3 separate regions of the Mus musculus genome follow, and all the other regions are linked to region 2. A link is a loop called in an ENCODE intact Hi-C map of the cell type or tissue named here. Cell type or tissue: heart. All regions are shown on one strand.

Region 1 (8,000 bases), 130 kb before region 2:
GATAGGGATGCTGAGAGATGGCTCAGGTAAGACAGTGGCTGTTCTTCCAGAGGACCCAGGTTCAGTGCCCAGTACCCATATGGAGACTGACCACCATCTATAAGTCTAGTCTCAGGAGGTCTGACACCTCCTCTGAGCTCACAGGCATCGTCCATGCAAGTGGTGCATGGACATCATTATACTCCATGGTCAAAAATGGCTCATTTTGTGATACTTCAAAAGATGGAGCACATAACAGAGCCTAAGGGAGATGTGGATGAGTTGAATGGAGTCGATGTGGATTTCCTAACACTGTGAGTTCGCATGACATTTGCCAGAAGTAAATAAAAGAAATGGAATAGAAAAAAAAACAAAGCAAATATTAAATCTTGACCTGAAATATTTGAGGAAAAGTAATTCAGTGTACCCCAACAACTGCTAAAAGCATTCATTATCACTAAGGCCTTATGTTCACACACACACTCACACACACACACACACACACACACTCACACACACATACACACACACTCACACGCACACACTCACATACTCACACACACTAACACACTCACACACACATACACACACACACTCACACACTCACACACACACACACACACACATACAAAAGGAGGGTGGGAGGGAGAGAATGTTTGTGAAATCCTGAGGATTCCTGTACAAGTATTTGTTTTGTTTGTTTTCCTAACCAAACAGACATATTTCATCCAAGATGAGTGATCTATTTTTAATAACCAAATACACACATTTTTCCATCCTCATAGCAACCAATCCCCCAACTCTTTGGATACTAACAGTGTCTCCAACAATTCACTTAAGTCTCCCATTAATTACCAGGAGTTAGCATGAGACTACAGGTTCATAGCTCAGCTGCACAAGACCTGGCTCATTTCAGCTGCTGGTCACCATGTCAGATCACCCATGTGTCTCCATTCTCCTCCGCAGGGCTAAGTGATGAGTGAAAACGGAATCGATTTCCACTGTGCAGTATAAGGATTTGAGAATTGTACCCACTGACAGATCTACCCACCACACATTTTTGTGTGTGGTAAGAACACTTATGATCTATTCTTTTAGGAACTTTCAATGATATAATAACACATTATTAACTATGGTCACCATGCTACACAATAGAACTCAGGGATCTGGTCACCCTGTCCAGTTAAAACTAGACTCTTCCAGTATCTCTGTATTCTTCCTTCTCCTCTAGACCTTGGCAACCATCATTCTACATCCGGCTTCTTGAGTTCACCCTTCTCAGTTTGCACATATAAGAAAGACCTTATAGTCGGGCGTGGTGGTGCATGCCTTTAATCCCAGCACTTGGGAGGCAGAGGCAGGCAGATTTCTGAGTTTGAGGCAAGGGTTAGGCAAGCCTCTACAGAGTGAGTTCCAGGAGAGCCAGGGCTACACAGAGAAACCCTGTCTCGAAAAAAAATTTAAAAAAAAGGGGGGGGGGAAGAAAGAAAAAGAAAGAAAGACCTTATAGTATTTATCTTTCTATACCTGGCTGGTTTTACTTAGCATCATATTCTGCAAGTTAATGTGAACTGTCACAAATGGTAACTGTATCACATTTCCTCTATCCATCTGTCAACAAACACTTGGTTCCATATCTTGGCTACTGTAAATAATATTGCAAAGGTGATGCGAATACAAGCGTTTCTTTAGCATATTGAATTCATTTTTTTTTGGTTATGTATATACCCACTAGTAAGATTTCTGGGTTTTTTTTTGGATTTATTTATTATTATATCTAAGAACACTGTAGCTGTCTTCAGATGCACCAGAAGAAGGCGTCAGATCTCATTAAAGATGACTTGTGAGCCACCATGTGGTTGCTGGGATTTGAACTCAGGACCTTTGGAAGAGCAGTCAGTGCTCTTAACCACTGAGCCATCTCTCCAGCCCCGACTAGTGAGATTTCTGGATCATGTAGAAGTTCTATGAAGCACATCTACATACCTTTTCATACTGCTTGCATCAATTCACACACTGACCAACAGTGTATGGTGGTTTCCTTTCCTATGATCTTCACATACACTAGTTTTGCCTTCTTAATAATGGCTACTCAAACACACGTGAGGTAATGTTTCACTCTGGTTTTCTTTAATTTTTTTTAAGGTTTCTTTATTTTTATTTTATGAGAATGTGTGTTTGTCTCTATGTATGCGTATATGTGCTCCATATGCATGCCTTGTGCCCATAGTGGCCAAAGAGGTATTGTGTCACCTGAAGCTGGAGTTATAGACAGTTGTGAGCTGCTACATGGGTTCTGGGAACTGAACCCAAGTCCTCTGCAAGACCAGCATGTGCTCTTAATCATTGAACCACCTCTCCAGTCCATCACTGTGGTTTTACTTCACATTTCTCTGATGATTAGTTAGGTTGAGAATTTTTTTATGTGCCTGTTGGCTACTTTTACATCATTGTGAAAAGTCTGTGGAGTAATTTGATGGTTTGGCTATTAATTTTCCTCCCAGAAGCCTTACAGTGCAATGGGGCAGAGCTCAGGGGTGTGGCTTTGGGGATGTGTTGGATCAGGAGGTTATGCCTCCCATATCCGCTGGCAGAGTCACAGGTGGCATCACTGAGAGATTGAAGACACTTTGTTGTTGTTTGTTTGTTTGTTTGTTTTTCGAGACAGGGTTTCTCTGTGTAGCCCTGGCTGTCCTGGAACTCACTACGTAGACCAGGCTGGTCTCGAACCTAGAAATCTGCCTGCCTCTGCCTCCCGAGTGCTGGAATTAAAGGCATGCACCACCACGCCTGGCTTCGAAGACACTTTTGAAGAAGGGGTCTACTCAGCAAAAACAGGCCGCTGAAGGTATATTTCTGGTCTTAATTGGTCTTATTGACTCATTTTCTTTATCTTTCTTTGTTGCTGGGCTTGATAATTTGCTAGAATGTTTCACAGAATTATTCAAGAAGGCTCATTTTACATTTTCTTTTTTGTTCCTTTCTTCCCTTTTTCTTTCTTTTTCTCTTTCTTTTTCTCTTTCTTTTTCTCTTTCTTTCTTTCTTTCTTTCTTTCTTTCTTTCTTTCTTTCTTTCTTTCTCTCTCTCTCTCTCTCTCTCTCTTTCTTTCTTTCTCCTCCTCCTTCTCTTCCTCTTCCTCCTCCTCTTCCTCCTCCTCTTCCTCCTCCTCTTCCTCCTCTTTCTTCTCTTACTCCTTCTTCATTGTTTTTTTGGTTTTTTTGAGACAAGAGTTTCACTCTGTAGCCCTGGCTATCCTGGAACTTCCTCTGTAGATCTGCCAGCCTCTGCCTACCGAGTTAAAAGATTACAGACGTGGGCAAACCACTGCCCCACTCCTAGTTTAAAATAACAGCTAGATTGAAAGCCCAGAGGACAAGGTACAGAAGGGTCCTGATGATAGGGACTTCTGTCCATGGAGTTGTGGGAAATGTGTTTGCCAGCTGAAAAACACTTTGAACCCTGTCATGATGGATTCTTCATGGAAGTTTGATTATGTAGATTCGGTAAATCACTAAATCATTTTGCCATTGATGATTGAGTTCAATCCCCAACTCCTCTGTCTCAAAGTTTAGGGACAGGGCTGAAAGTTCTACACTTCAGATTAAGAATTTCGACCTGAGGCTGGAGCGATGGCTCAGCGGTTAAGAGCACTAACTGTTCTTCCAGAGGTCCTGAGTTCAATTTCCAGCAACCACATGGTGGCTCACAATCATCTATAATGGGATCCAATGCCCTCTTCTGGTGTGTCTGAAGACAGCTAGCTACAGTGTACTCATGTAAATAAAATAATTAAATAATTAATTAATTAAAAAAAAGAATTTTGACCTGCTAATCCCTACCCCGAAGCTGCATAAAGACTCCCAACTACCAGCTACCTAATTAGCATATTAAAGATACTTACAATTCCAGCAGTCCCTAGCATTTTAGAAGCTGTGTGCCAGAAACCAAAACTATATAAATGTATCATTATATACCTCCATGGAGAGTGGCTATTGTGTACACTTTATTAGTACTGTGGAAATCAGCTGAAAATCTGAGTAATTCATATAAATGGAAGAGTACAGATTTATGCTTCAACTTTCGATGTGCTTCTAGTCAGACTAGACGTGGGCCCTTTCACAAGGTGCGTTTGATGTCTGTGCTGTCAATAAAGAGTAATCTGGCAGGGCTCTGCAGCTCTTGGCCATATGGTCTTCACTAGGAGTTTCTCTTTCCTCTCTCACTTTTTACATTTCATGGACTTGTCTCATGATGGCACCATTGTGACAGGCTAGTCACATCCTTCCACTGCTACTTCCTTAAAGCTTTCACTCAAGTAAGTTCAGTAAATATCCTAAAGCACAGAGCCACCTCTCTATCCCAACAGGTTTCTGAATACAACTTTTGCCCAGTGATGAGACTGTATCATCATCCTACATCTGCAGATTTCTGTTCCGCTGTCCCCATCTGCTGCTTCCTGGTCTTAAAGGGTCTGCACTCCAGCCCAGTAGGATTCCAAGGGCATAGTTTGTGTGTGTTTCTAAGTTTCCTTCCATGTTTTGCGTTTCTCCTCATCAGTACAACAAATAGTTAAACTAAAGCTAGGTCACCCATGGAAAGTCAAAAGCTCAGGTCTGCAAGTTACTAGTAAATTGAGAAATATCCTCAAAGTCACTCCCCAGTTTTTCTTAGTGTTGCTGAAGTTACAACGCTGAGAAAGGAATGTGGATTCTAAATGTCAAGGGTCTAAGCATTTCCTGTACATGGATGCTAGGAGGTTCAAGGCTTGGTCTCTTTGGTTAAGTGGGATGGTGTGGAGCTGCCATGGAGATTTACTGAGTGGAAGAAAAGATTTGACGTTCTGAGTCTAATTTCTACCGTTCTCCCTCTGGGGACAGGATTTGGATACAGAGGTTGTTAGCATTTTGTCTAAGCTCCACCCCTTAGTTACCAAGCAACAACCAGGTATGCCTGACTCACTATGAAAGGGGAGGCTTGCCCCCTCCCCACTCTCTTGCTCTTGCTCTTGCCTTCCTGCTTCCACTCAGTTCCCTCGCCCCTCCCCCTCTCTCCCCATTCCCCTTCCCCCTCTCTCTCCAAGTGCTTATGGACAGCCTCTATTCCTCTCTCTCTCTCTCTCTCTCTCTCTCTCTCTCTCTCTCTCTCTCTCTCTCCCTCTCTCTCTACTACCCTCTCAGCTCCCCTTCCCATGCTCTGAGTAAACTATATATTATACCATCATGTGGCTGGTCCCTCAGGGGGAATGGATGGCTCAGCATGGGCCCGCAAAGGCCCGTCCTTACCCTATACCTGACTGCACCTCCAACAAAACATATCCCTCCTCTCTTTATCTATTATAAACACATCAGAGGTCATCTGGAGAATCAGGGGTGGCCATCTTTTGTCTTGTCTTTGTATAGACTTGATCCTGGTGGAGGGCCATGAAGGTCTGGACATAGGCACTGTGGCGCATTTACTTTGGTTTCTACAAAGCAAATGAAGAGAAATATGGCTTCAGCTTTCATCATTTGACTAAACTTTCCTGTCTTTCAGAAGGTGTTGCAGTAAAATAATAGGAACCTCATATATATATATATATATATATATATATATATATGTATATATATATATATGTGTGTGTGTGTGTAAGAATTTCATGAATTTCATTTATGTACTATTTATTTGTATGTGTGCATGCCCATGTGTGTGTATGTGTAGCTGTGTGTTTGTGGATCTGTGGTGTATGTGTGTGTGTGTGGTGTGTGTATGAGTGTGTGTGTGTGTGAGTGTACACCATCTGTTGGGGATTTAATTTATGCTTACATGGGAATTTGTACGTCTACTGAAGGTTCCTGCCAAAAATTGTTTTTTTTTTGTTTTTTTTTTTTTTTTTTTGTTTTTTTTGTTTTTTCGAGACAGGGTTTTTCTATAGCCCTGGCTGTCCTGGAACTCACTCTGTAGACCAGGCTGGCCTCGAACTCAGAAATCCGCCTGCCTCTGCCTCCCAAGTGCTGGGATTAAAGGCGTGCGCCACCACGCCCGGCTCAAAAATTGTTTTTTTGACTGGTCAGTAAAGAAACAGGCAATGGTTGGGTAGGAGGACAGAGGCTGGGCTTTGAGGATTCCCAGAGAGGAAACACAGGAGAGAGAAGGAGAACCACCAGTGCAGAAGGAAGGAAGAGGATGCAAACATGAGAGCTGTGGAAGACAGAGACCCAACCATGGAAGAATCAGGGAAAAGCGGCCCCAGGGGCCGGCCACTCCCCTATTAGGTCTGGGGTAGCAGAGAGAAAGTATAGATTTTAGAAAGCAAGAACTCAAGAATACTGAAGGGGAGTGTATAGCTACGTGGAGGTTCAGGAGTGGCTCAGCCATTGAGCTAGCTTAGGGCATATTAAAAATAAGCCAGTGTGTGTGTGTGTGTGTGTGTGTGTGTGTGTGTGTGTGTGTGTTTTCCATCTGGCTCCAGAGCATCTGGAGAGGGCTGCTTTAAGCATGCATCCACCCATCGGGAGCTCAGAGCGGTTTAAAGACTTATTGTTTCACCCATCATATCAAATGAAGAGGCAAGAGGGCAACATGTGAGTTGGTTCTTTCTTTCAATCACATGGGTCCTGGGGCAAGCACCTTTACCCACTGAGCCATTTAGCCAGCTTTATTCCAGTAGAAAGTAGAAAAGTAATGAGGAAAAAATGTATTTCAATGTATTTGAAGCATATTCCTTTCTTCTGAATATGAGCAAAAGTCTAATACATGTAATTGTGGACCCAGATTTACTTCAATGTAACTAAAGCTAGAAGTCAGTTTCTTAAAATATAGTAGTATCTGTCAGCCGGGCGGTGGTGGTGCACACCTTTCATCCCAGCACTTGGGAGGCAGGGGCAGGCAAATTTCTGAGTTTGAGGACAGCCTGGTCTACAAAGTGAGTTCCAGGACAGCCAGGGCTACACAGAGAAACCCCGTCTCAAAAAAAAACAAAAACCATATATATACACACACACATATATATATAAATTGTCAATGGGTTAACAATGTCTGTCCATGTACTGCCATTCATCAATAAGTATGAATATCATGGGTAAAAGAATTATGTACAAAACCAAACCAAACCAAACCTAACCAAAACCAAAAAAAAATTCTTAATGCAGGGGGTGTCCACAATCATCTGATCAAAGATTCAACGGCCGCTCTATGGAATTCTGATACAAAGGAAGAGTAGCTATCGCCTGGATTGTCCAGTCAAAAAGTCATAGGCTAGCACAGACTGAAAAATCCGGGTAACTAACTAGTCAGAGTCAGAAAGAGCAAACAACAGATTGGGCAATATTTGCTGTTTGTCTGCGGGTTGTTCTGTCCTGTGGGTCATGTTACGTGCTGAGCGATAAGGAAGTGAAAGGGTAAGGAGGAAGTACACAGTGGACAGAAAGGAGCTGAGTCTTCCTAGAGAAGCTAGGGAAGTGGGAGCTCAGAAGCAGAGAGGAAGTAAAGAGCGCTTTAACTATTGTGTTTCTGATGGAAGGCTTAGGGTATGCAATGCTTCTAACCTCCGTGGGTACCTGCGTACCTGCTCTAGTACAAGTACACACACACACACACACACACACACACACACACACACACACACACACACACACACACACACTTAAAAATAAATAAATAAAAAAGGAGAGAACCAGCCAAGAATCAAACACAACTCGTTCCTGTAGGGCTTGTGTTGTGGGGCATCCACCAGAGATCACTACTTAAGCATTCATTTCAGCCAATAGAAAGTCTTTATTAGTCAGACAGTGCGGGATCCCAGTGGAACCTCAAGCCAGTCTCAGGATGAGCTTTTAAGGACAATAATAATCATATTCTGGGTTGACATACTTCAGTTAACAAGAACAGTTAGCCAGAAGCAGAACGACAGAAGCCAAAAAGCAACGTTAATACATTTAGAGTGTTTTCTCAGAACCATGAACTTTCTGGGACTAAAGGGGTGCGCCACCACACCCGGCTAGAACCATGAACTTTAATGGATTGGTTTTTTGCTTTTACTTTGG
Region 2 (8,000 bases):
CATAAGATTTATTTGAGGATTCTTTGATAAAATTACACTGGAAGTTAAATATTGACATTGTAAAACGACAGTAGAAAGGTAGTTAAAGTTTTTTAAAGGTGGCTAGCTCTCTGTACTACTTAAGGTTTACATTATTTCCTCATGATAAGCCAACAAAAACCATAATATCCTTTCAGAAATTTAACAGACTTTTCAAATATCATCCATAGATTGAATTTAGTTTTTGAAACTATCATGTGACATCTATTTGGTTACAGATACTTAAATGAAAGAAACAACTGCTTTTAGTCTTGAGGTTTTTATTATTAGCATTACTGCAGTTGTTAACTGTGGTTGGTACACATGTGAGCCAAATTAAAGTACAGTGAGGCATTAAGTATGATGTATTCTTAAGCTATCTTCCTTTCCTCTCTCCCTCCTTCCTTCCCTCCTTCTCTCTCTCCTCTCTTCCCTCCCTCTCCTCCCAGCCTCCTTACCTACCGTCCCTCACTCTTTCCTTCCCTCCTCTCTCTTTACCTCCTCTTACTCCTTCCTCCCCTCCCCTCCCTTCTTCTTTCCTTCCCGTTCCTCCTTTCTTGACCGAGCCTTATTATGTTGTCCTGGCTAGCATATGCTCACTCTGTAGACCAGAGTGGCTATTATAGATACTTGCCTGCTCTGCCTCTCAAGGGCTGGAATTAAGGTGTGTCCCTGTTCCCTGCACTTATTTTCATATTTTTTCAGTAGCAGAAGCATGCTTATGAAGATTCCTTGTATTGAGGTATACTTGACGCCTACGAGCCCATAATTAACAGTCGATGGGTAAAATGCTACTGTCTTTCAAATTTTAATAGAAGAAGTCATCTAATACTGCTTTTAAAAACATATTAAGTCCTGTAATTTCTTATTCTAGTATATTGGGTTGATGGGTTGATAGTTTTTACATAGTGAATTGAATAAATAACATTATTTTCAGTGATCAAATTTTATTTGTATATATTTTGAAATAGTGTGGTGTCCTTCCTCCCACACAAACTATTTTTGGAGGGTAATGTTTGAAGATCTCTTGTAGCCCAGGCTACCTTTGAATTTGTTTTGTAACTAAACCTGGCTTCCAACTTTTTGATCCTTCTGCCTCCACTTTCAGAGTGCTGGTATTACAGATGTGCACCATTGTCTAGTTTATGTGGTGCTAGAGTTTGAAGCCAGAGCTTTGTGCATAATAAATAAAGGTAGTTTTGCTTTCTTAGTGGTCTTCGTGCCTGTTTGCCACAGGATAGTAATGCTTGATGAAGTGTTTTAAGTGGGTGATGTTGATTTTGACTCACTTAAGGTTCACTAAATGTGTGGCAAATACTGAGATTCTACTGTTTGTATTTACAGTTTGAAATCTAGAGGCATTGTAAAATCATGTAGAGAAGATACAGTTCAGGGTCATTTATTTCACTTTGGCAAAGATGGGATGCCTCCATACTAACTGCTCTATGAAGTTGACTTTCATAGGCACGGCCCACTAGTACGTGCTGAGATAGCTTTATCTACTTTTTATCTAGGACTCTCTTCATTACTGTCATGTGAAAATAAAAACCTCCTCCAGATAAACCCCATCTCTGTACTATGTAACTAGCAAATACTGCCAGCTGCCTGTATTTGTTTCTCTCCACTATTCCATAAACTCCTGATTATCTCCCCATACCCATGTATACTACACTGAGGTGGAGGTTTTGTTTGTTAACTCTTCTGTAGTCCTAAGAAATTGGTCAGTTATTCCATATTGTGAATATATTATATGTAGAATAAACGGGATTTCTGTTTCTTCTGAGGTTTGCAAAGCTTTTGGGAGGTAGACCATAAAGATTTTCCTTTTCCTAGTTGGACTGGGGTTGGGGGTATGGACTGGTGTTTGTGTTTTCTCAGTGAGGAAGATAGGCAGAGAATTGAATTAATCCAGTATTCTTTCTGAATAGGCAAAATAAATCATTAGATGTGGGAAGTCCTGTGAATTTCTGCTTACCTTGGCTTGGTGGTTAAAAAATAACAGTGACCTGGGCACAGGGAAGAAGCCTTCACTGGCTCTGCTCGTTCTGCTTGGAACTCAAAAGTGGAGAGGTGGGCTTGGCTTCACCTCTGAACCCAAATATATTTATATCATCATATCAGCACATCTACTAGATACAGTGTTCACATTGTGCAACATAAATTCCAGAAATGCAGTTAACAGAGAAGAATGCCTCTGACTTATTAAAATAAAACAGTCTGTGTATAGTTTCTTGTGGGTTTTGTTGTATATTTCAGGCTGGTTTGGAACCTGCAATAATCCTACTTCTGCCCAACAAGTGTTTATGGTCTTTTTTTTTTTTAAGGTGTAAAAATTTTTGGACATAAATATAAAAAATTCTAATATTTCCAACTCCCCAAAGACCTAACGTTGATTTTTCTGAGAAGAAATGGGACTTTGTTGAAGATAAATTAGATGGTTTTCCAAGAGTACGTGAGACATAAGGTGAAATCTCCTGATGAGATGAAAGGACCCAGTGGCTAGAAGAGAAGAATCATGTAAGTGCTTTAGGAAGGCTAGTGAAACCCCACAACGCAGCACTCCAAGACAGAACTACAAACAACCCAGGGCGGGTTGGTGGTGCATCAGCTCCTTAGCTACTTGTGATCTTTCTCTAGGTTAAGTGATAACTAAGGTGACATAATTTTTATCCAAATTGGCTCACTTGTAAGTGAAAAGGTAGCACGGGGACAGGTAGAAACCAGGACACTTGGTTATTCACACTTTAGAACATGGTTTTCTCTAAATTGACCCAATTTCAACGAACATATTCAGGTGCTTTTTAAAATTTTACAGTAATCTGCTCTGCAGAGATTCTCAAACTTGGCTTCCCTTTTATTGTTCTTGGTGGGATTTGGAGAATTCTTTTAATTTATTTTTTCTATATGATACACCCTGGACTTACAGATTTAGTGGAGGTAAGGATAGTACTCATAATATATGTTTTAATGGGATATTTTTATTGTATATGTTTTGAGAATTTTATACAATGTATTTGAATCATATTACTGTCCTCCAACTTCCTCTCTAATTCCTCCCAGATTCATTCCTACCTCTCTACCCACCCCCAACCTCATGTCTTCTCTTTCTTTTAAATAACCAAACGAGTCCAGTTTGTGCTGCCCATAAACTTCTGGGTGTGGGCATCTCCTGGAGACTGGTCATCATACAAGGGGTTAATAATATATTGCCTAGGAGTTGGTTTTTGTAAATTCTTGTTTTTATATGGGACTGCTTTTTAGAATACTGAGAATTAGTATCTCTGTCATCAGGTAGAGTAATTTGGTGAGATTTTAGAATATAAACTTTGTAATTTGGCATATAAAATTTGAATTTCATACTGCTTGATACTTAAAATGTTTTCTTTCCTATAGGACAGATTGTAATTCTGAAACTTCAAATCTTCAAAGAAGAGAGGAAAACACCTTTTGTTTTATCATGGATTTATTATTATCCTCTGATCTTATGTTAATGCTTTCATTTTGGTTTTCTTATTCCATTTAAATAAATATTTTTAAATTCTTAAATTAGGTGATGGGTTTTTATTCTATTAACATTTTGATTTTGCATTTTCTGATAAATTGAAAACTAGCATAGAAATCTTTTGAGGCAATACTTGTAAAAAATAATGTTTCTGTGTATTTCTTATTTGTAATTTGTGTCAGGGTATGTAGGTTTGGAAATCATTACTCTAAAGGACAATGAAAATAGAGCCCTAACCTCCAAGTTAAAGAGCCTGAACTCTTCTTGCCAGTGTCTGCCACCCAGTGGTAGGCGTGCAGAGTCCAGCAGAACACAGAGGAGAAAGAAGCTCTGTGTCAAGAGTGCTCACACAGTCATCAGAGGCAATTTGATAGTGTGAGGATTGGGGCTCTGACTTGAGCCTATAGTCAATACTTGATACTTGATATTTTGAAAGTATATATTATTCTATATAGCGTCTTCATAACAAACCTTAGCTTTTGTTGTAAGATTTTTTTTAATTTATGATAGATTAGTAGGTGAAAAAAAGACCAACAAAATAATAGATAATTTTAAGAGACAGTAAGTTAACCTGATTTGAAGAAATAGTTTTTTATTTCAATTTTAAAAGGAAAGGCAATTACAAAATGGCTTTCCATTAACTTAAATAATTTATCTTTACTTTTACATTGAAGTATGAAGTTCTATAGATTTGTCTGTGCCTAGCTGTGATCGGCCAGCTCTTAGTGTATAATATCTCAGGGTGGCTTTTTGTACCTTTTCTCCATGTAGACATATCTTTAACTATTCCTATTTGACTTTTTCTGCTCAAAATGAAAGGGAGATCAGTTATTTCTCAGCTAGCTAGACATCTTTTTTGGGAGCACTTCTTGTCCTAGTATTGAGACACAGGCTTTGTGATTACAGTGTTTGATACTGTGTCACTGTAGTGACTCTGGGAATGTGGAGTATTGTAAACATGACACAATGATTGCGAAGTTGTTAACAGGGTTCTTTCAGATCATCACTGCACCAGACCTTAGACTACTTAGATAGAATATTGCTACTTTCTGCACACATCTTCATTTATTGAATTGTTGGAGATTGAATGCAGGGAGGGCTTCACGTGTACGAGGCAAGCAACCACTCTGACTATACTGCAACCCTCATACATTAATTTCTCCTTCAGGACATATTGTGTTTGATGCTGGTAACACAGTGGAGAAGATAGTGCTGCTCTGGTAAGATCAGAGGAAGTCACATATACTCCACTAATTTTAATGAAATGTGTTCAAGTGCTACAGTTGTGATGAAGGGAAAACACCCTGATAACCTCTTGCTCCTGGATTCTGTTTGAGCCCCATACATTTAGATGCCAATGACTATAATGCCAGACTTTATTTTTTAAAAACGTCATTTAGAGAGAAATTATAAATTCTTTACTTTGTAGACATAGCTGTTTGCTATTAAGCTCATGCATTCTCTCTCTCTCTCTCTCTCTCTCTCTCTCTCTCTCTCTCTCTCTCTCTCTCTCTCTCTCTCACACACACACACACACACACACACACACACACACACACAATGTAATTGAAAATTCCTGGGGCACAACCATCATTCTTCTAACATTGAGATTTTTTTCTTTAATCCTCATGTATGGCCTCAGTCTCTTCAAGGTAACTAATTTTATTGCCTTAAAGAAAGTTTCTGTGATCCTTACTACTTGGAGTTTTGTAGTGTATTTCCAGAAATATTTACTGCTCCTGCATTCAGTCTTTAAAATTATTTTTCTAGAATAATTTTCTTTAAGTTGCCTTTATTATATTCTAAAAGCTGGAACTTGCATTGATGGAGGTCTTTTTTTTAAAAAGACCTTCTTTTTAAAAAGACAAAGTAAACCAGGTAAGAGAATTTGCAGAGATTTCACAGCAGTTTTTCTTTTTTTTTGGGGGGGGGCGGGGGAAGGTTACTTCTATATAGTAACAACAATTAGTTAAAAGGGTTGAGAAAGTTTATTAATTAGGATAAATATAGTATCTTGTGATGCATATGTAGAATTACTTTTTTTGGTTTTTTCAAGACAGGGTTTCTCTGTATAGCCCTGGCTGTCCTGGAACTCACTCTGTAGACCAGGCTGGCCTGGAACTCAGAAATCCGCCTGCCTCTGCCTCTCAAGTGCTGGGATTAAAGGCGAGCGCCACCACCGCCTAGCTGTAGAATTATTTCTTAATGTTTCTTTTCCTGTTCATTTTGTGAACACAGTGACAGAAATAGCATACCAACTTTATGCTAACAGACTGGTCCTCTGCCTAGGATTGACAGAACTACCTTAGTTTAATTTTGGTATTTAGAGATTCCTTAGGGCTTCCATTGAGAAAACTGAATTAAGTCCAATACTTAGCTAGTCATTGAATAGTATACTTGAGATTCTGTGCTGATAACTTGCTTGGCACTGGATCTTTATGCAGTTCTGGCCGTCCTGTAGCTTGCTCTAGACCAGACGGGCTTCAGATGCATCTGCCGCTGCCTTCTGCATCCTGGGATTAAAGGCATGCACCATGACATTGGACTAAATTCTAAGCTCTTAAACAATGGAAATAACAATGCTGCCTTTGCCTCACAGGCTGTTTCCTGTTAAGCTTGTTGTTCTTTTGGCCATTGGACTTAAGTTTCAAAGAGTCTTGTCTAAGTAGTACAGCATTGCTATGTATGTGTGACTGAGGAGTGCTTGTCATAGTCCCAGAATCACACAGGTACTGGCATAGCTTTTTTGTATATCAACCCGACCCACTGTGCCAAAACTATAGAGGTCAGTACTTTTGTGTCTCTGTATTTGGGCAAATACAGTGTGTGCCAGCAAATACAGAACTAAAGTATGCACTCTTACTTTAAGTATGCATATGAGTCTGTTTCTTCTCTGTGGCTTTTGCTCAACAGTAGGTAACTATTTCTTCCTAGTCAGCTTTTACTTTGTCATGTTTTTAATAGTCTCGCATTATACCTTTTAGCCAACTAATTCTGAATTATTAGGCATGTCCACTTATAGTGTGAGTTAGGATCTTTACCTTCCTGGGTTGTTTTTTTTTTTTTTTTTTCCTTTCCCCTGAGTCATCTGATTATTTTGTCTTTTAATACCTCAGATAGTCCTTTTCCATCTCAGGTTAGCTCAGTCACTACCCTGTAATGGGCACTGTATATTTTACCTTTTCAAAAAGCTGTTTCCCTGTTACTACCCTAAAGTCTGTTTGGTAGATGTTAAATTTCTTTCCTAAGGTACAAGTATGACTCTATAAGTACTGTTTTTGCGTTTGAGACAGGTCTCATGTGTAGTCGGGGTTCTCCTTGATCTTCTGTCTAGCTCAGGCTAGCCTCAAGTAATAAACCTCCTGTTCTGGTGGCCAGAGTAATTGAGTTACACGTGTGTGACATCATGCCAGACTTTTAACAAGTATACATTTGAATCTTTTTTTTTTCTTTTTTTTTTCCATTTTTTATTAGGTATTTAGCTCATTTACATTTCCAATGCTATACCACAAGTCCCCCATACCCACCCACCCCCACTCCCCTACCCACCCACTCCCCCTTTTTGGCCCTGGCATTCCCCTGTACTGGGGCATACAAAGTTTACGTGTCCAATGGGCCTCTCTTTCCAGTGATGGCCGATTAGGCCATCTTTTGTTACATATGCAGCTAGAGTCAAGAGCTCCGGGGTACTGGTTAGTTCATAATGTTGTTCCACCTATAGGGTTGCAGATCCCTTTAGCTCCTTGGGTTCTTTCTCTAGCTCCTCCATTGGGAGCCATCCATTAGCTGACTGAGCATCCACTTCTGTGTTTGCTAGGCCCCGGCATAGTCTCACAAGAGATAGCTACATCTGGGTCCTTTCAATAAAATCTTGCTAGGGTATGCAATGGTGTCAGCGTTTGGATGCTGATTATGGGGTGGATCCCTGGATATGGCAGTCTCTACATGGTCCATCCTTTCATCTCAGCTCCAAACTTTGTCTCTGTAACTCCTTCCATGGGTGTTTTGTTCCCAATTCTAAGGAGGGGCATAGTGTCCACACTTCAGTCTTCATTCTTCTTGAGTTTCATGTGTTTAGCAAATTGTACCTTATATCTTAATGGAAGTTTTATAAAAATACAGCCTTATGTTCTTGTATGAAATTCCCAGCTTTAAACATAATGTTTTAGCAGTTACACCTTTGTGACCCCTTACAAAGAGAGGAAGAAACAATCATTTGACGCTTAAGACTAGGGTAGATGACTTTGGTTTAAGTCTGGTTGCAGCTACCATATTCACTAAATACATGTATTTTCTTGCTATGTGATAAAACGTTCTGCTACTTTGTGCCAGAACCTCTGAAGCTGTCTTCTTACCCACAAGTGACTATTGCTGAGCATTGCTCCATTTACTTGTACTCCATCCATGAAAAGACCCAAGGTTTTGAGATATGAAGTGCTGTTTAATTGACCACTTGATTTTTCTCCTAGCAACAAACAGA
Region 3 (8,000 bases), 150 kb before region 2:
ATATTGGCTAATCCTGAACTTCTGATCTTTCTCAAAGCCAATGATCTCGTCTTACCTGAGTTAGGGTCCCTAAAAGATAAAGGAAGTCCTTAGGCCACAGTCTGGCCAGCATGGAGTTGCCATCATTCCTGAAGTTGCTGACATTGGTTGCTACGGAAGGAAAAGCCCTAGTTTCTCACTCTTGAGTCCTGCTGTACCAATCAGTCTCCACTGACCCCTGCCCCAACTGGGTGTGCCTGGTGCTCACCCAACCATGACCACCATGATGATGACAGTGATGGGGCCGTGCATATCAAGGCTGATAGACCATGCAGGGTAGGTCACTGTGCTGCATTACCACAAAGCCTGAGAACAAACTGTGAAGAGTGGGAAAGACGTGGTTTCCTGGAGCAAGCAGCACATCAGGCTCAGAGGGGCAACAGCAATACTTGTTTGCAAGGACAGTGGGTAGTTTAGAAATCCTTTAAAGAGGGATTCAAGGAGGAAAGATGTCTCAGCCTTTAAGAGTACCTATTGATTTTGTAGAGGACTTATGTTAAGTTCCCAGAACCCACATTGGGCAGTTCATAACTGCCTCTAACTCCCAACTCCAAGAGATGTGCCCTTTTCTGGCCTCCATGGGCACCCGCATGTACACACACAAACTCTCACACAGACACATAGATGTATTTTTTGAATTGCCTAAAAGAAAACAGGAAAACATAAAAAATAGCAATTTTAGAGCAGTACTGCAAAAAACATACCCCACCCCTCAACAAACACACACACACACACACACACACACACACACACACACACATCTTAAAGATGTTCCTTTAAGATCCGGAATATCTATACTCATCATGGGTCCCAGAAGCTACAGTTTAATCCCCTGAGCTCTGTATATTTATTTTCTAATGTTTTTTTTTAAATTCCTTCCCATTAAAAAAAAATGTTTTATTTGGGGTGGGATGGCTTGCCATGCCATGTGGGTAGTGTCAACCTCCAAGAGTTGCTTCTCTCCTCCCACAGTGTAGGTCCTAGGAGTTGAACTCAGGTCCTCTGGCTTAGTGGCAAGTACTTTCACCCACTGAGCATTGAGCTGTCTCACAGGTCCCTCCTTCCCAGTTTTGATTGGTTTCCAACTGAAGCTGATCTCTGTTCTTTCTTAAATTCTACAATGATCTTGGACAAGTGGCTTTCCTGCATCCCAGGTTGAGGTGGCTGACTGAGATTTGCTTAAGTATAGCTGTTTTTCAGTTCTTCATTTGACTTAAAAGTAGTTGGTATCAGAATAGAAGCTTCCGTTTGAAACAGCATTTAGCAAGACTTGGAAGGAAAAAAAATGTTCCGCTTAATAAACGATAGAAACTTTGAATAATTCTGCCATAAAATATTTACCCATAAAGGAAAAATAACCACAGTAATTTTTTTAAGGCATATAGAGTTGGAGACAGTAACTTCATGGTGGAGTGTTGCTTAGCATAGGGGAAGTCCTGCTTTTGACTGACAGCACCACACATGTTTTTAATAATGAAAAAGTAGTTGTAGAGTTCATTATTACCACTGTCAGCAAACATTTACTTTAAAAAAAAAAGATTTATTTATTATTATATCTAAGTACACTGTAGCTGTCTTCAGATGCACCAGAAGAGGGCATCAGATCTCATTACAGATGGTTGTGAGCCACCATGTGGTTGCTGGAATTTGAACTCAGGGCCTTCGGAAGAACAGTTGGTGCTCTTAACCACTGAGCCATCTCTCCAGCCCAGCAAATATTTCTGATGCATCACCCTCAATAGATAGAGGCAAAGTTTTCCATGTTTTAAAAATTATTTTTGGTAATTTACTTCTTTGTCAATTTCCTATGTGTATGTAATGCATTCTGTACTGTCTCCCTCCCCCTCCTCCCCTCTCTCTCCTTCAACCACTCTTAGATCTCTTCCACTACTGTCAATCCCTGCTCCTCCCTATCATCCCATTTCTCACATTCATGACTTTTGGTTTGGTTTTATGACCATTTAGTTTAATCAGAGCCATCTCTGTGTGAATTGATCTGGACAATACTCTGGAACCTGGTGGGGTGATGGAGACTGTTGCAGAATATATGGGCAAAAAGAGAAACTAACATCATGCAGCCACACTGTTACATTAGTATTTTAATTCTTATTTACGTGTAGGTGTATCTACGAATGAATACCATGTATGTGCTAGTTCCTGTGGGAGCCAGAAGAGGGTGTCAGACCCTGAAGCTGGAGTTCTAGTTTTGAGAGTTTCCATGTGGGTGCTGGGAGCAGAGCTCTAGTCCTCTGGAATCACAGCAAGTGCTCCTAAGTTCCGAGTCGTCTCGCTAACCCCCAGTGTTATTGTTCAGTCAGCTTGAGTATGCTTGAGTGGGGAGATGACCACATAATCTCACAGTGCACAGGACTCCATGGGGATTTTTGTTTTATCTTGGTGTTTGTTTGCTTTTCTTTAGAAAAGCCAGGGCTCAGGGAGTAGTTTGGTAGCCGTTTAACTCATTAGGAGCACAAGGGGATTGGAGTGCAGTCTGCTGACTTACGCCAATGCTGTTTCCTGAATACACTGCGAGTCTTGTAACTTTTGCTTCCAGTCACTTTTCTTTCTTCTCTCTTTCGTTCTCATCTTTATTTTCCTTCTACTATCTCCTTTTTCTCTTCCTCTTTCATTTTTTTCCTCTTTAAAAATGAAGATACATTCTCTTACAGAAAATTTGGTGTTTGAAATCATCCTCCAACAACTTAATTCATTATTTTTTTGAATGATTCTCACACTTGCTAGAAGTTGTGCACTTACCAGTGACGATATTGAAAAAATAGACAGATAACTACAATCTGGACATGTGACAAAGCTTCGGATCCGACTTACAGAATCTCACAGGAGTATGGGGGAAGGTGTTGCATGAATTAGACCTTTGAAGAATAAAAAATTTTAATTTAAATGGGCTGAGAAATTTTCAGGAAAAGAATTTTGTGCAAAATAAAGATACAACAATCCAGAGGAAAGGAGCAACACAAGAACACAAGAGAGGGAGACATCAGGTAGAGTGGTAGAGTGGTATGTTTTGGAGGAGGGAACGACAGACGGGGAGACTGGAGAGAGAGAGAGAGGAGAGAGAGAGAGACAGAGAGAGAGAGAGAGACAGAGAGACAGAGAGACAGAGAGACAGAGAGAGAGAGAGAGAGAGCGCACTGGAGCTCGAGTTTGCTGCCCATATCTGGTGCACTTGAAGGGGGGCATTTGCTGACAGAAGCTGTTGCTAGGTCCCTGGGAGGAGCATAGTGGAATAGCCTGTAAGCTAACAGTGGGTGAGAAATCAAAGTCAAAACTGGAAAGATACCATATAACTTATACCTCAGGCCAGCATCCTCTCAACTGTCAAAGATCAGAATAGCTAAGATACACACACACACACACACACACACACATACACACAGTGGGATGTCATGGGAACTGTAGATATTCTCCCTGAAATGAAAATGAGTGAAACCAAACAACTCAGTTTATGAAGGCTGATGATAAGATGGGAGAACTTTTTTTTTTTTACCATATAAGCTGCATGCCTATATTGAGCAGATTGACCACTACACTACTCCATTCCCCAGCTACGAGATCCCTTGCTACTTGCCGCTTCTCTGGGCTCCATCTTCCTGCTACCTCCTCTTCCTCAATCCTCTCTCTTCCTCCACTCTCTAAAACCCCACCTTTCCCTTCCGCTGCCCAGTCAAAGGCTCTAGCCTTTATTTGACCAGTTAAATGGGAAGAAGGTTCCCTTGAAATCACCTGAGTATGAGATCCACTCCTCATCAGGGAAGCCCGTCTTTTTTTTTTTTTCTTTGAGACAGGGTTTCTCTGTATAGCCCTGGCTGTCCTGGAACTCACTTTGTAGACCAGGCTGGCCTTGAACTCAGAAATCCGTCTGCCTCTGCCTCCCAAGTGCTGGGATTAAAGGTGTGCGCCACCGCACCCAGCAGGGTTGCCCCTTTTGGGGAAGCAGAATTAACATCAGAATACAAACAGCACCAGGGCAACCCACATCATTTCCCCCCTTTTGTCCAAATAAAAGGCTCTTTTCTTTCATATATAAATTGAGTACAACTATTACAATTATGCAAATTATAGAGTATAAGATACACGTAACACCCAGTCCACCCCATTTGTCAATTTAGATAAGACACTCTACCATTTATCCTAACTTAAAAGGCTTACAATTCTATACCTGAATTATGTCCTGGTTTTAGCTTGTATTATCATCTGAAAACCATCCCCTCAAAGTTATATCATCTCTCTCAATACAACCTGTCTAAATAGGTTGACTTGACTATGGGACTACAACCAATCTTCAACCTCGTCAGAAATCCGAGAATGACTTAAATATTACCTGAAACTATAGAAAGCACATAACATAGCTTCCAAAACTCAAGAACCCGTCCAAGGAGAGATACTAACACACTTCGGCCTCAAGGGGGAGCTCAAGATCTCCATCCCTCATTTTAAGAGCCGTGTATAAAGAATCCCGACTAAGATGAAAAGGGAAGGGGAGGGGTGTTAGAAGAGGCACAGGAGTTAATGGAAGTGAACCAAGATATTCTCCTCACTAATAATCTCAGAATCCCTTGGGTGACTCTTGTAATGCTTTATTTTATTTCTTCCCTGTCTTTGATAGCTGGAACATTAAGTCACTAGGGAGAAAGTATCCGTAGAGGTCTTTGTCCTGCTAGCTACTGAGGCAGAGTCTTGCTAGGATTGAGACCCGGCCTGAACTGGCAGGAAAGGATAATCCTTTGATCCCAGCATCTTTTGTTCACTGTTGCGGGAGAAGCATTGATACCCGGGCATGACTCAGGATCCTGGGCAGATTCTTTCTGTTTGCTGATTAGATGAGGCTGGCATAGAGAACCAGAATTTTGGAATCAGGGAATTGATGAACATGATTCCTGATGAGGGGGGCCTTATCCAAGCTTTGATTAGTGATAATGAGGCAGAGAAAAAGAAAAAAAGCAATTTCCAGTGCAGGGAATGGTACTCTTGGGAAGCCAGGTGAAATGGCTTTAATATCTTTAATCCCACCACTAGAGGCAGAGCTCTGTGAGATGGAGGATAGATAGCCTGGTCTACAGAGCAAGTTACAGGTCAGTCATAGTCAGACATAGTGAGAACCTGTCTTTGAAAGACAAAACACAAAACAACAAAAAAATGAAAGCAGAAGACGGGCAGAAAAGAAAAAAAAAGCGTACTGTTGATAAACCTAGCTACCTCTCAAAGACAAAACAGAATTGACCTCTTCAGTGCCTAGAATAACCTTCCCAGCATTGCTCTGGCATTCTAATGACTGCAGGGTGAGGCTTGCCATAAGTAGGCACCTCATCTACAAACAAAATGTGTTCTTGGACAGAGATAATTTAATTTAGGAGAGGGAGATGTGCCAAAGGCAGTTGCTTAGTTTACTAGTCCAGAGCGGGGCCTAAGTGCAGACACTGCAGCCTACACAGGTGTTGGACACAACATCACAGGCTGGTGTCAGAAAGTCACAGTAAATTAACTAATCAATTAATTAATCCTCTCTCTCCTCTCTCTCTCTCTCTCTCTCTCTCTCTCTCTCTCTCTCTCTGCATTCAGAGAGCATTTTAAACCTTCCTTTTATGACCCAGTTACTCCTCTGGATTATTTCCCAAGTGTCAACTCCTAAGAACAATTGGTAGTCAAGAAGTGTGCATAGTTTACAGGTTTTGCTATCTATTGAAAAATTGCATGGCAAACTTAAATGTTGTAGAAATGGCTATGACCTCTAAGTCTTGGGATCCTTTACTTATTTGATAACTATTTCAATTATATTTTTGCAGAAATGAGAGACACCTAAGCCCACGCCCCTGCCTGGCGGCAGACGCCACTGGGTTGAGAAACTATCTGATGGAGAGATGGGAGAGAGGGAGTACTGGTGGAGAGAAAGCGAAGCTGAGTGGTCCCTGCACTGTGGACAGAGGTGGAGCTGGAGATGTGATTGTGGTAAAGAGCAGGCAGATGTGAGGAGCCAGGGCAACCCCCTAGGGCCATGGAAGTCCAGGCCTGAGCTGCTACTAAGAGCCAGGTCTCTACTGCACCTGGGGTTTGTGTTGATGTCTGTGGCCTGTGTAGCCATCGAAGGCCATCTGGCCTGACTTGGATTTTTGGAAACTCAACGGCCACATCTACTGACACCCTTTCTGCAACAAGACCACACCTTCTAATCCTTTTCAAGTGGTGATACTTCCTGATGACCATACATTCAAGTATATGAGCTTCTGAGGGCCATTCTTAGTCAAACCGCTTCACACAGATTGCAAACTGTCAAGGAAAATGTATTCAGAAGAAAAATAAAAGCACAGCAAGAAAGTATCAGGATCAGGAGTTCAAGGGTTTCTGCTATTATCTAGGGCTTCCTTTTATGGAGTGGACTATTGCATGGAAGAAGGTGGAGGGAGGAGTTGGTAGGGTAAGATGGACTGTTCTCTGTTTTGCCATACAGACTTGGGTTACATAAGCATTTCTTGACTGCATATCCTTTTCCATGGTACATCTGAATTTAATCATATGCATATGTAATTATGAACAAGCAAAAGATGGTACATAGGGGAAATTTCCCCTAAAAGTTCACTTTTAGGACAGTTTGCCTTACTGTGCATATATCTAAACCTTGTTCAGGCATCTCCCCCCATCTCCGGTCTGATATGTTCCACAACAGGATTGAATGGAAACTGACCCCAAAAGGGAGGTTCCAAGAGGTAGCTAAGGAGACAAACCTTACTCAGGGCTTGGATCACGGAGCAGCTTCTCCATGCAGCCCAGGGTCCGAGTGCCTGGTTAGGACAGGGTCTGTGCAGTGCCCAAGCCAAACGAAGTACTACGTGGCCCTTTGCTCATTTTAAAGTCTTATTTTTGCAAATATCTTTCCTTATTTTATGTCATTTACCTCATAGCATTTTCCTTTAAAAATAGATAATGTGCCGGGCAGTGGTGCATGCCTTTAATCCCAGCACTTGGGAGGCAGAGGCAGGTGGATTTCTGAATTCAAGGCCAGCCTGGTCTACAGAGTGAGTTCCAGGACAGCCAGGGCTACATAGAGGAACCTTGTCTCAAAAAAAAAAAAAAAAAAAAAGAAAAAGAAAAGAAATAAACAAACAAACAAAAAAAAATAGATGTATGACTATTGTTCCACTTTTGATATGCTTTTGTTTTACTATTTTTGAAAAATATTTATTTATTTATTTATTATATGTAAGTACACTGTAGCTGTCTTCAGACACTCCAGAAGAGAGCATCAGATTGCATTACAGATGGTTATGAGCCACCATGTGGTTGCTGGGATTTGAACTCAGGATCTTTGGAAGAGCAGTTGGTGCTCTTAACCACTGAACCATCTCACCAACCCCCTGTTTTATTATTTTGCATAGGAATTCACTGTAAGATTTTCAGATTTATGCTTACTAGTGTCTTGGAGGAAAGCCCATTTTGTATCATTATCAATCAACAGAGTCTAAATTTGAAGGTCTATTTTTTAATTAATAGATTTTTAAAACAGCTTTAGTTTTATAGAAAAAGCCAAAAGTACAGAACACATATACACTCCCTTGTCCCTGTCCCTGTGCTACCTTCCCCCATTACTAACACTTTATTTATTTATTTGATTTGGTGCTGGCGATCACATTCCCTGCCCCTGAGTCATAGTCCAGGTCTTTATTTTATTTATTTATTTATTTATTTATTTATTTATTTATTTATTTATTGGTTTTTCGAGACAGGGTTTCTCTGTATAATCCTGGCTATCCTGGAACTCACTCTGTAGAGCTCTTGATCCTTCTGCCTTGGCCCCCTAAACAGCAAGAGGCACAGGTTTGGGCCACCAGACTCCTCTTACTCTTGATAAGTCAATATGACTTATCCTCTTACAGTTGATAAGTCAATATTGCTATATTATTATGGATTAAAATTTCATTTTCACACTTCAATCCATTATTTTTTTA

What was found. A loop is a pair of places that touch in the nucleus more often than their neighbours do. Peaks named below come from ENCODE experiments on the same cell type or tissue, not always from the same donor. Only the 100,000 strongest peaks of a DNase experiment are listed, where the experiment ranks them.
Region 1: a loop joins it to region 2, with 6 times the contacts of the local background. A loop is called at or near these places in 17 of 42 quality-filtered maps.
Region 3: it touches region 2 in a loop (5-fold over the local background); 25 of 42 quality-filtered maps call a loop at or near these places.

The regions. Positions count from the first base shown.
Region 1 is chr7:90,012,434-90,020,433 of GRCm38, forward strand. No RefSeq gene overlaps it. Among named protein-coding and RNA genes, the nearest start is that of E230029C05Rik, 13 kb to the right of the region's middle. In heart, a CTCF peak has its summit at 4,231; a DNase peak (open chromatin) is centred at 7,318.
Region 2 is chr7:90,146,694-90,154,693 of GRCm38, forward strand. All of the region lies in intron 1 of Picalm (phosphatidylinositol binding clathrin assembly protein), which reads left to right. Among named protein-coding and RNA genes, the nearest start is that of Picalm, 20 kb to the left of the region's middle. In heart, no CTCF peak of the experiment used is centred here; a DNase peak (open chromatin) is centred at 3,808; H3K4me3 peaks cover 683 bases; H3K27ac peaks cover 849 bases.
Region 3 is chr7:89,993,725-90,001,724 of GRCm38, forward strand. No RefSeq gene overlaps it. Among named protein-coding and RNA genes, the nearest start is that of Eed, 17 kb to the left of the region's middle. In heart, CTCF peaks have their summits at 1,589 (motif pointing right), 4,461 (motif pointing right) and 5,065; no DNase peak of the experiment used is centred here.